2 separate regions of the Homo sapiens genome follow, and region 2 is linked to region 1. The links are chromatin contacts, found by Hi-C or POLR2A ChIA-PET in ENCODE. All regions are on one chromosome and are shown on one strand. The core of a region is the stretch at or near the end of the contact, and the rest is flanking DNA. Distances in the headings are between cores, read along the strand shown. Region 1 has its middle 36 kb from the start of HELZ. Region 2 overlaps PITPNC1 (phosphatidylinositol transfer protein cytoplasmic 1).

Region 1 (5,850 bases), core at 2,086-4,585:
CTGTTCTGCCTATGGAACAGCCATTCTTTATTCCTTTACTTTCCTAATAAACTTGCTTTCACTTTCCTCTATGGCTTGGCTTCAAATTCTTTCTTGTGCGAGATCCAAGAACCCTCTGTCGGGGTCAGAACTGGGACCCCTTTCCAGTAACATTACCATCAATGGGCCTGTACAACATCATCACTCAAAGCCCATAGTTTATATTAAGGTTCACTCTTGGTATCGTACGTTATGGGCTTGGACAAATGTAAAATGACGTGCATGTATCTGCATTATAATATCATACAGAGTAGTTTCACCCTCCCCAAAATCCTGAGCTTCACCTAGTCATCTGCACTTCACTTTTTTTCTGGAAACGCCTGGGCCCAACAGGCAGTTCCTTGGAATGGTGAATGGCAGAAGTGCAGGTAACACAGTCTTTATTTATTTATTCTTTTTGACGGAGTCTTGCTCTGTCGCCCAGGCTGGAGTGCAGTGGTACGATCTCGGCTCACTGCAACCTCCGCCTCCTGAGTTCAAGTGATTCTCCTGCCTCAGCCTCCCAAGTAGCTGGGATTACAGGCGCCCACCATCATGCCCAGCTAATTTTTGTATTTTTAGTAGAGACAGGGTTTCACCATATTAGCCAGGCTGGTCTCGAACTCCTGACCTCAGGTGATCTGCCCACCTCAGCCTCCCAAAGTGCTAGGATTACAGGCGTGAGCCAATGTGCCCGACCCAGGTAACACAGTCTTATGTGCTGTTTACACACTTTGATTGGGACTGGATTCTGGGGGAAAAAACATAATAAACCAAGCCAGATGGATCACAATTTTGCCCTTCATATTATCATATTATCATTTTCCCTTCAAAGGTCTTTTGGTTTGTTTGTTTGTTTGTTTGTTTGGGTTTGAGATGGAGTCTTGCTCTGTCGCCCAGGCTGGAGTGCAGTGGCGCAATCTCAGCTCACTGCAACCTCTGTCTCCTGAGTTCAGGCAATTCCTGCCTCAGCCTCCCAATTAACTGGAACTACAGGTGCAGGCCACCACACCTGGCTAATTTTTTGTATTTTTGGTAGAGATGGGGTTTCATCATGTTGGCCAGGCTGGTCTTGAACTCCTGACTTTGAGGCAGGCAGATCACTTGAAGTCAGGAGTTCCAGACCAGCTTGGCCAACATGGTGAAACCCCTATCTCTACTGAAAATACAAAATTAGCCGGGCATAGTGGCAGAGGCCTGTAGTCCCAGCTACTTGGGCGGCTGAGGCAGGAGAATCGCTTGAACCTGGGAGGCAGAGGTTGCGGTGAGCTGAGATTGTGGCACTGCACTCCAGCCTGAGTGACAGAATGAGACTCTGTCTCAAAAAAAAATTGATTTTTAAAATATAGTTTCATGATCTGCTTTTGTCAAAATGGCCTGTAGCACTATATCTAAATATCTGTCAGGATGTGCTTTGCTCAATTTTACAAAATCTCTCAAAGGGCGGTCATGAGCTTTCCTGATAGGAATTCTCAGATTTCGATTTGAACTTGATGGCCTGGAAACAGGAACATCAGGGTGGTTATGGTGCTGTACATATTCCAAAAGCAGCCCCATGAAGTCTGTACAGTAAATCTGGTTATCTGGCCTGACCTAGATAATAATATCTAGACTGGAAAAACAGATTTGCTCTTATTGTTATTGCTGTTGTTTTGTAATTAAAGTTCTATTTAATAGAGAGTTACTATTTAGGTCATACCTTGCTGACTCAATATTTAAAGAATTAGCAAATCTCACTTCCTCGGGCACTCCCAGCCTGACAGGCTGGGCATGGAGACACGAGTAATAATCCTAATTGTAATGAGGCTGGGTGAGCTGAATTTTCATCCTGCTCCCATCCCCTGAGGCGCCAAGAAACCTCCCGGCAATTTGGGCCTGCCAGCAATGGTTGTCAGTTGAGGTAGGATGCTTTGTCATGCAACTGTGAGCAAGGAACATGGGCAGGCTCACGTGCTAAGCACGGGGCAAAACAGATTCGTTTATAAGAAACAGGATGAACGCTGTGTTAATAGAAGGAATATGAATCTCCTATGCAGTCCAGACAGGAGAGGGTTTTGGGAGAAAATTAATCAAGGCAACATATGTTTGATTTTTTTTTTTGAGATGGAGTTTCACTCTTGTTGCCCAGGCTAGAGTGCAATGGTGCGATCTTAGCTCACCGCAACCTCTGCCTCCCGGGTTCAAGGGATTCTCTTGCCTCAGCTTCCCGAGTAGCTGGGATTACAGGCATGTGCCACCACGCCCCGCTAATTTTGTATTTTTAGTAGAGACGGAGTTTCTCCATGTTGGTCAGGCACGTCTCAAACTCCCAACCTCAGGTAATCCACCTGCTTCGGCCTCCTAAAAAGTACTGGGATTACAGGCGTGAGCCACCTTGCCCAGCCACATATGTTTGATTTTAAATACCCTAGGACAAACCAGCTGCAACTCGAAGTTGAGCCTCTCCCTACCCTAAGACATCCCCCACATTGTTGAAACCAGAGCTTACTCTCATCTCCCTGGGGAAGCCAGGAAGGCTGGAGCTCCAGGAACCTAGTTGACTGCTTTGCAGGAGCAGCAGTGACTGGGCCATCAACATGCTTTTGACACCAGAGGCTTGTGAAATTTGCAAGACACAGACAGGGAGAAGGATGGGAATTGGAGCTTGATCATTTTTGTAGGGAAAGGTGACCAATGGGGAAGAAAGAGGAGGAAAGGAATCCAAAGTAGAAGGCGGCTTAAAGGCAAGTCAGAATGGACTTCTTATTTGCCAGAAAATCCACTGCATGACACAATACTCTAGATACTTTCTAAATAATCAAAAGAAAAAAAATCAAATTGTATTCAGAATTCTAATGGACTTTTACACCTAGCAAATGTCTGGGTTTTTGTTGGTTTGTGTTTGAGGTGTAAGGAAGGAGTGATATCTCGAATATAATCTTGGATTCTATCACTAGCATTTAAATTCAGTGGGTCAGTACAAACCCAAGAAATGCCCTAAAGAATAGGACTTTGCAGAATACATAGGAGAGCTGCCCAAATGGCTAATTTAGGTTTTCCAACAGGGCTATTCCTCTTGGAGGTAGACACTGGACACTGGATGCTCTTAATTTCTTTTCCAAAAGTGAAAAAAAAATGTTATATTGGTGGTGAAAGCCCTTCCTCACCTCTGAGAGACGAGTAATGCAAACTATGGGACTGATGAGGTCAGGGTACCGGGTATGAGGCTCTGGTTTCAGCAAGGCAGCAGCTGGAAAAACTGTCCAACCTCTTCTCCTTGGCAAATAGGGCCTTGGATTCTAGCCCAGGCCAGGAGCTTGGGAGTCAGGTCTGGGCTTGAAAGAGGACATGATCGGTCAGCAGTTATGAGGCAATGGAAAATACCGAAATTGATTCTCCAGTGAGGGTGGGTTAGGCCTGTGCTCTGGGTCATGGTGCAAAGGCGAACTGGTATTGAGTCTCGGGAAAGGGCAAACAAAGAAGGAAGGAAAGCTTTGAAACATCAAGTCCAAAGCCAGGATTTGAAAGGGTGGGTTGGCAGTCCTGAATTGGCAAGAAGAGGGGAGGCCTGACGATCCCCAGAGGAAAATTTACATAGGCAAGAACTTTTATGGAGTGGAATGGATAGGACTGTTGAGAAGTCCTCATCATCATAGGACTGAAGAAGGGAGGACCTCCTGTGGGCCTTGGAAAACCATAATGAATGCCAAACAGAAAAGATGAATCTTCTGAGATACTTTCCAGGGAAAAGGGGGAGGGCAATGTCTATTTGCTATATATATATATATATTTTTTTTTTTTTTTTTGAGACGGAGTCTTGCTCTGTCACCCAGGCTGGAGTGCAATGGCACGATCTCAGCTCACTGCAACCTCTCCCTCCCGGGTTTAAGCGATTCTCCTGCCTTAGCTTCCTGAGTAGCTGGGATTGCAGGCGCCCACCACCATGCCCGGCTAATTTTTGTATTTTTTAGTAGAGACAGGGTTTCACCATATTGGCCAGGCTGGTCTTGAACTCCTGACCTCAAATGATCCGCCCGCCTTGGCCTCCCAAAGTGTTGCGATTACAGGCATGAACCACTGCACCTAGCCTGGCAATGTCTATTTGCATTCAGAGACACCCCCGCGCCCCTGCACCCCCTCCTCCCCACTCAGCATCCTCCCACCCTCCGGACCTTCCCAGGCAGGGCTTGTGCTCTTCAGTTCCATTTAGTGTCTGCAGCTGTTCTCTGCGCAGTTGTTACCGGTGATAAAAGAAAAACTTCAGCCGAATTAAATTTAATGGCGTTTAATTAAGCAATGACAATTTGCAAATTGGGTAGCCCCCAGAATCACAGCAGATTCAGAGATTCCAGCGTAGCCACGTGGTGGAAGAAGGTTTATAGACAAAAAATGGGAAATGACGTACAGAATTTGGAAGTAAGGTAAAGAACAGCTGGATTGGTTACACCTCGTTGTTTCCCTTATTTGAACAGACTTTGAACACTCAGCAGTGTATGAATGGCTGAAGTATGGCCACAGGCATTGGCCAAGACCTAGCTATTGTTACAGGTGCATACTTCTAGGTTAGGTTTTCAATATTGTCTACCTATTAAGCTAGGTTTTGGTTCACCCACAAGGATTCAAATATAGAAATACGGAGTCCTTCTCAGGCCATATTTAGTTTGCTTTAACACCGGAAAGGGGTCCCAATCGAGACCTCAAGAGAGGGTTCTTGGATCTTGCACAAGAAAAAATTAGAGGCGAATCCATAAAGTGAAAGCAAGTTTATTAAGAAAGTAAAAGAATAAAGAACGGCTACTCCATAGGCAGAGCAGCAGCTTGGGCTGCTGGACTAAGGATACTTATAGTTATTTCTTGATTATATGGTAAACAAGGGGTGGATTATTCATGAGTTTTCTGGGAAAGGGGTGGGCAAGTCTCGGAATCAAGGGTTCTTCCCTCTTTTAGACCATGTAGGGTAGCCTCCTGACATTCCCATGGCATTTGTAAATTGTCATGCTGCCGCTGGGAGTGTCTTTTAGCATGCCAATGAATTATAATTAGCGTATCATGAGCAGCGAGGACGACCAGAGGTCGCTCTCGTCGCCATCTTGGTTATGGTGGGATTTGGCCAGCTTCTTTACCGCAACCTGTTCTATCAGCAAGGTCTTTGTGATCCGTATCTTGTGCAGACCTCCCATCTCATCCTGTGACTTAGAATGCCTAACCTCCTGGGAATGCAGCCCTGTAGGTCTCAGCCTCTTTTTACCCAGCCCCTATTCAAGATGGAGTCGCTCTGGTTTAAACGCCTCTGACACACTGAGTAACTGGGCAGGTTTTTGTGGCTGGGTGTTCCTTGCTACTTATGATCCAGGAAGTGGAGGTTGCTTATACCCGCAAGGGATCTGGGACAAAGGAGCTATCCTCTGCCTGCTCTGGATAATCCCTTTGCTGTTTTTGCTTTTTTTTTTTTTTTTTTTTTTTTTTGAGACCAGGTCTCCCTCTGTCACCCAGGCTGGAGTACATTGGCACGATCTCAGGCTCAATGCAACCTCCCAGGCATAAACCATCCTCCCACCTCAGCCTCCTAAGCAGCTGGGACTACAGGAGTGCACCACCATGCCCGGCTAGCTTTTGTATTTATTTTGTAGAGAAAGAGTTTCACCATGTTGCCCAGGCTGGTCTCGAATTCCTGGGCTCAAGCAATCCTCCCACCTCGACCTTCCAAAGTGCTGGGATTACAGGCGTGAGCCACCGTGCCTGGTTCCTGGATGATTTTTTTGCTGGCCTTTCTCTAAACCAAATACACACTGAATGCTAACTAGTGTGTAAAAGCAGCTCTTTCGGCCGGGCGCGGTGGCTCACGCCTGTAAT
Region 2 (5,850 bases), core at 1,551-4,050, 320 kb before region 1:
CTTAAAGTTTTTATTTGCTATTGAAAAAACATTTTGCGATAATCGGCAAGATGTAAATATGCCTCTCTATCAGATAATAGTATTGTATCAATGTTAAGCTTCCAGAACCTAAGCACTGCACGATGGTTACGTAAGGGAAAGCCCTTGTTCTTAGGGCGCAATGAAGTATTCAAGGGTAAAGGGTCAGGCCGGGGCCGGTGGCTCATGCCTGTAATCCCAGCAATTTGGGAGGCCGAGGTGGGTGAATCGCCTGAGGTCAAGAGTTTGAGACTAGCCTGGCCAACAGGGTGAAACCCCATCTCTACTAAAAATACAAAAATTTAGCTGGGCATGGTGGCGGGCGCCTATAATCCCAGGTACTCGGGAAGCTGAGGCAGGAGAATCGCTTGAACCCGGGAGGCAGAGGTTGCAGTGAGCCGAGGTCACAGCATTGCACTCCAGCCTGAGCAACAAGAGTGAAACTCCATCTCAAAAAAAAAAAAAAGAAAGAAAAAAAAGTTAAGGAGTCATGATGTCTGTATATGACTCTCAAAGGGTTCTGGGGGGTTGGGGGAAATGATGTAAATATGTATGGAGAGGAAGAGACAAAGCAAATGGAGAAAAATGTTAACAATTGGTGAATCCAGAATCACTGCACTCTTCTTACAAACTTCTCTGTAGGTTTGAAATTTTCCAAATAAGAAGTGTAAAAGAAGGCTACAAAAAATCTTGTGCTGGTTTGGAGCAAGCAGCAAGATTGAGCACGTCACTTAGCCTCTGAGAGTTGCTTACAACAGAGCACCCCCTGTCCATCTGCAGCGGTCAAGCTATGGGCAGTCAGCACTGCATGGCCTGGATGGGAGAGCCCAAGGGGGGCAGTCCCGAAGCTCACCTGGAAAATGCCACCTTTGCTCTGCTGCATCCTATAACTCCTGGGGCTGGCATCCTTTCCTGAAAGCTGAGATTTCAGAAGGCTGCAGCTTAAAGGGAGGAGGTAGTCAGAAAAGCACCATCTTGCACAAAGTCAAACTGGGTGCTGGAACGACGCTCTGCCAGTAGGGAGACTTCCAACCACTGCATGTCTCTTCCTACAGCAGCGCAGGGCAAAAAGATAGCAACCCAAAGTTGTGCTCACATGGTCTTTCCTCTAACTCCAAGTGGAAAATATGAACCTTACTGATTATTACTTTCCCCGTGCTGGAGGTCACACGCTCCATTCTGCACATGGGCCAGCCAAGGACAGGAGAGCGGAGCAGGTTGGAAGGGTTATTGCAGAGACCATTTTAAGGTCAAGCGACTGCCAGGTTTTCAGACAGGCAGTGGTTTGTTTCTGTACTTATCTGGATAACCAAGGAGAACAATCTCAGGGAGGGTGGCTAAACAGGAATTCTTTTGCACCTTTCCACCTCTTTTTATTTCTTTCTCTCTCCCTTTTTATTATTATTTTTTAATAAAAAGGGAAGAAGAAAAAAAAAAACCCTCTTCTGGCCCTGAGCCTAAAATCTCTTACTTGTGATGCTAATCTTTCCTCGCTGGCTTCACGCCACTGCTATTGGCTCTATGCCTGTTTAATATCGTGGTTGCTGATAGCAGGTTGTGGCTGTGTTTCCATTATAAAGTTCGGCTTTAAATAGGTTTCTGAGATGGAGACACAGCCTTACAGGCAAAGGGTCCTCACTTTACGCCTCGTCATCCAAGTGTGGGCCAGGGGTCTCAGGCCTGCATCTGCAAACGTCTCCGACTTAGCCGAATTTAAACGTGCTCTTTGGAGCTCTTTGGAAAAGCTGGTTTTCAGTGCGAAACTTCACTCTCTAAGAACATTGTCCCATCTCTTTGAAGGCAGTTGAATTTGGGTCTGGGTAAAAAAAGGGTCCCTTGTCTTAATAATAACAACAAAAACCATACATACTGCATTGGGTATTTGAGGAAAAGATGCTTTTCCCCAAGGTTTGATAAAGAAAATACTTCTGTCTTTTCCCTCTTGTCTCTCATTTCTTTCAGTCCCATTTTTCATGACTTATGTAAGACATATTTACATGCTGAAGACTTTTTTTCAACCAAACTACGAAATAATTCCCTCGCTTATCACCCACTGTTCCATCAATTCAGTCAGCCAGTTGAGGGCAGAAAGCTTCCATCTCTGAGGCTTCCTACAGAGGTCCATTCTGGCCCCAGGATCTGCTTCTGAGCAGCTGAGGTGGAGTGTGGAGAGAGAAAGACACACAATCAAAAGACCCCAGATCTCAGTTTTGTCAGCTATTCATTGTGTGGCCTTGGGCAGTGTATTAAAAACATCTCTCAACCACAGTTCCCTCATCTGCAAACTGAGCATTGAACTTATGTGCTGTTATGAATATTAACTGAGATAATACTCAGTACGATGCTCTCTTAACTAGAAGTGTTAGGTATTATTCTTTGGTGCTGGGACTTAAAAGGAGCTCCACAAGTGTTTACTGGCTTCACTTGATGTCCTGATAACGGCGCAGGTGGCTGGTTTCTGTCTGGCACTGGAAGAGTTTTCCGAACTGGTTCTAAGAGCATCTTCCTGTCCATTACTTATTATTTTATTGTCCATTATGATTCCCAGGAACAGCCCACAACGGATAAAAGGACTTACTGTACTCTTTTTACTTACAACTAACATAATTTAGAAGGTTGACAGAAAAACACGAGCCACTAATGCAATTTCCCCCAGCTAAAATCTTCATTAAGGAAAGGTCGGGAGGTTTTCAGGATGAAGATGCAAAACCGGGGAAATTCACGATAAGCCCCGGGAGGACTCGCCACAGGCCGGAGCAAGCTCTGTTCCCAGGCTGGACAGCGGCTGCCAGCTGGCAGGCGGCGTGAGTCCAAGGTCTTGCAGACCATGGAAAATCCGTAAACGGTTCAGGACAAAGACTTGCAGAGCTGTCTCCTTCTCCATGCAGGGAGCTATGCTGAGAAGTTTTGGCTGTGGGTATTTTGAGATGTCCTTTGGCACTTGATCTCAGCTGAGGAAGGCACATAGGGACTATGAGATAGGAAAAATAAATTATTCAGACATAGGGCTCTAGGAATAGAGCTCTCGGTTCAGCTTTGCTCCTGCCAAGGAGCCCCTGGGTTTATCATTAGCCTTGTTTTATTTTATTTTATTGTTTTGTTTTATTTTATTTTATTTTGAGACAGAATCTCACCCTGTTGCCCTGGCTGGAGTGCAATGGCGCGATTTCGGCTCACTGCAACCTCTGCTTCCCGGTTTCAAACGATTCTCCTGCCTCAGCCTCCTGAGTAACTGGGACTACAGGCGCATCCCAACGCACCCAGCTAATTTTTTATTTTTAGTAGAGATGGGGCTTCATGATGTTGGCCAGGCTGGTCTCAAACTCCTGGCCTCAGGTGATCCGTCCGCCTCAGCCTCCCAAAGTGCTGGGATTACAGATGTGAGCCATGCCCAGTCATATTTTAATTTTTTTTGGAGAGGGAGTCTCACTCTGTTGTCCAGGCTGGAGTGCAGTGGCAAGTTCTCAGCACACTGCAACCTCCGCCTCCTGGGTTCAAGTGATTCTTGTGCCTCAGCTTCCCAAGTAGCTGGGACTACAGGTACATGCTTTCACGCCTGGCTAATTTTTGTATTTTCAGTAAAAATGGGGTTTCACCATGTTGGCAAGGCTGGTCTCGAACTCCTGACCTCAAGCTATCCACCCGCCTGGGCCTCCCAAAGTGTTGGGATTACAGGCGTGAGTGACCGTGCCTGGCCTAGGACTGTTTTATTTTTAACTTATTTCTTTTGCTTTTGGGTCTTTGAGGCCAATCTCTCTGGTGTTCCTACGCAGATCCTCTTTCTCTGAGAATCTGCTTTCATAAGAAACAACCCCTCCTTCATATGTCACCAGCATCCTGCTATTAGCCTACCAGCCTCCCCTTCTAATCCAGGGGAAGCTGACTTGACCCAGAATTGAGGCAACCCAGCTCTGCCTTCCATCCATGTCTGAAGATGTGTAAAAACTAGACACATGGCTGGAAAGCCATTTTCCCTCACTATTCCAGTTGATAAACACCCATTATATGGCATTACATCTGAGAAAATTCCTAGTAATAAAAGTTTTTGAAAAAAATCAGGTAAGGGATGTTATTACCACGATAATTCCTTTCAGAATATTTGCCTCCCTGTAAAACTTGGAAGGAGAAAAATATTCCTTTGACAATGCTTCTTTAAGATGGGAGTGACTTATTTCCCTTTCCTCACTGTGAAAATTTAAACTTTCAACCAGACTTTAGAGCAGCTGACTCCATGTACAGTTTTTTTTTTTTTTTTAAATCTATGAGACAGAGTCTCGTTCTGTTGCCCAGGTTGGAGCAGTGGCACCATCTTGGATCTTGGCTTACTGCAGCCTCTGCCTCCCTGGTTCAAGTGATTCTCCTGCCTCAGCCTCCCAAGCAGCTGGGATTACAAGCATGCACCACCAAGCCCAGCTAATTTTTGTATTTTTAGTAGAGACAGGGTTTCACCTTGTTGGCCAGGCTGGTCTCAAACTCCTGACCTCAAATGATTCGTCCGCCTCAGCCTCCCAAAGTGTTGGGATTACAGGTGTGAGCCACCGCGCCTGGCTCTACCTACAGTCTTATTTCATTTTTAGAGCCAAAGACAGCAGATTAGTTACATGAGAGCACGTGCTCCAAGGCTAAACTAACCTAGAATTGAGTCCTAGATCTGACACTTGCTAGCTGTGAGGCTGTGCAGACCGCTGGCTCTCACTAAGCCTCAGTGTCAGTTGTAAAATGGGGATATTAATATCTGTGAAGATTTCATGAGACTGTGGCTATCTAAAGACAGGTTGGCAAGATGCTGGGCTCATGTAAATATTCCTGCCAATATCCGTCTGACCATCACCATTATTATGAGTCAATATCCACATGGCTGCCATCATGATTACTTCTTACTCTTGAAGATGTTACTTCCTAGCCGGGGCCTGCTAGTCTAATCTATACCCTCTTTGCCTTGCTTTTGATGAGAAAAGGGGCACAGGCGAGCCTGCTTGCTCCAGCTGTACTTTGCAAAAAGGCCATTAGATGGGGCCCTGCCATAATCACTCAAGTCAGCAAGTGGCTCTGACTTTGAAACCTGGGGAAAAGGTGTGAGAAGACAATTGAATCCTGTGAGTACTGCTCAGATTGATCAAATGAACCCACTGGCTCTGGTGTAAGAGGTGACCCAGGGGCCTGGTGTGGTAGCTCATGCTTGTAATCCCAGCACTACGGGAGGGTGAGGCAAGAGGATCACTTGAGCCCAGGAGTTGGAGACCAGCCTGGGAAACATGGCAAAACCCCATCTCTACAAAAAAAAAATATCAAAATTAGCTGGGCATGGTGGTATGCACCTGTAGTTCCAGCTACTTGGGAGACTGAGGTAGGAGGATCACCTGAGTCCAGGAGGTCGAGGTTGCAGTGAACCAAGGTTGTACCACTGCACTCTAACCTGGGCGACAGAGCAAGATCCATCCCCCCAACCACCAAAAAAAAATTCCCAAGGTTAGTGGTCACTTGTAGAATGAGTGGCACTTTTCCAGGGCCCTCCTCCTCCAGGCCCCTGCTTTCTAGCCACACGCCTCATTGGTGATTGATGATGACTGCTGTTATTTACAGACCACCTGACCCCTGGCTTCATGAACTCTCTGGACCATGCCCAGGATTCCACTTTACCCTACTTTATATCCACATCTTTATGATTTCAGTGTCCACATGGGCAGCCCATCAACACTATAGGCCCAGCCTCCTCATTCCTTTTCCTTTCCTTCTCCTCCAACGACCTTCACCTCCATTCCACCTCTAACCACTTCCCTTCAAGCTCCACTGGGGTCTTGAATCTCCTGGAATTATTCCACTTCTGAAATC

What was found. Hi-C counts contacts between places; a loop is a spot of excess contacts on that map. ChIA-PET counts read pairs that join two places held with the same protein, here RNA polymerase II (POLR2A). Pooled maps may share reads with other maps.
Region 2: a loop to region 1 is called in a map of PC-9, with 5 times the contacts of the local background. The contact joins two enhancer-like sites. A Hi-C loop is called at or near these places in 1 of 168 maps with a recorded cell type or tissue (PC-9) and 1 of 50 pooled maps. POLR2A ChIA-PET finds 5 or more read pairs at or near these places in 2 of 52 experiments (OCI-LY7 and activated CD4-positive, alpha-beta T cell).

The regions. Positions count from the first base shown.
Region 1 is chr17:67,277,961-67,283,810 of GRCh38, reverse strand. No RefSeq gene overlaps it. Among named protein-coding and RNA genes, the nearest start is that of HELZ, 36 kb to the right of the region's middle. Within about 2 kb of position 3,335, at least 7 of the 41 ENCODE cell types and tissues checked have a DNase peak (open chromatin) inside an H3K27ac peak, as active enhancers do.
Region 2 is chr17:67,602,366-67,608,215 of GRCh38, reverse strand. The region is part of intron 5 of PITPNC1 (phosphatidylinositol transfer protein cytoplasmic 1); the gene reads right to left. Among named protein-coding and RNA genes, the nearest start is that of NOL11, 110 kb to the left of the region's middle. RefSeq lists an enhancer at 4,826-5,335. Within about 2 kb of position 2,800, at least 7 of the 41 ENCODE cell types and tissues checked have a DNase peak (open chromatin) inside an H3K27ac peak, as active enhancers do.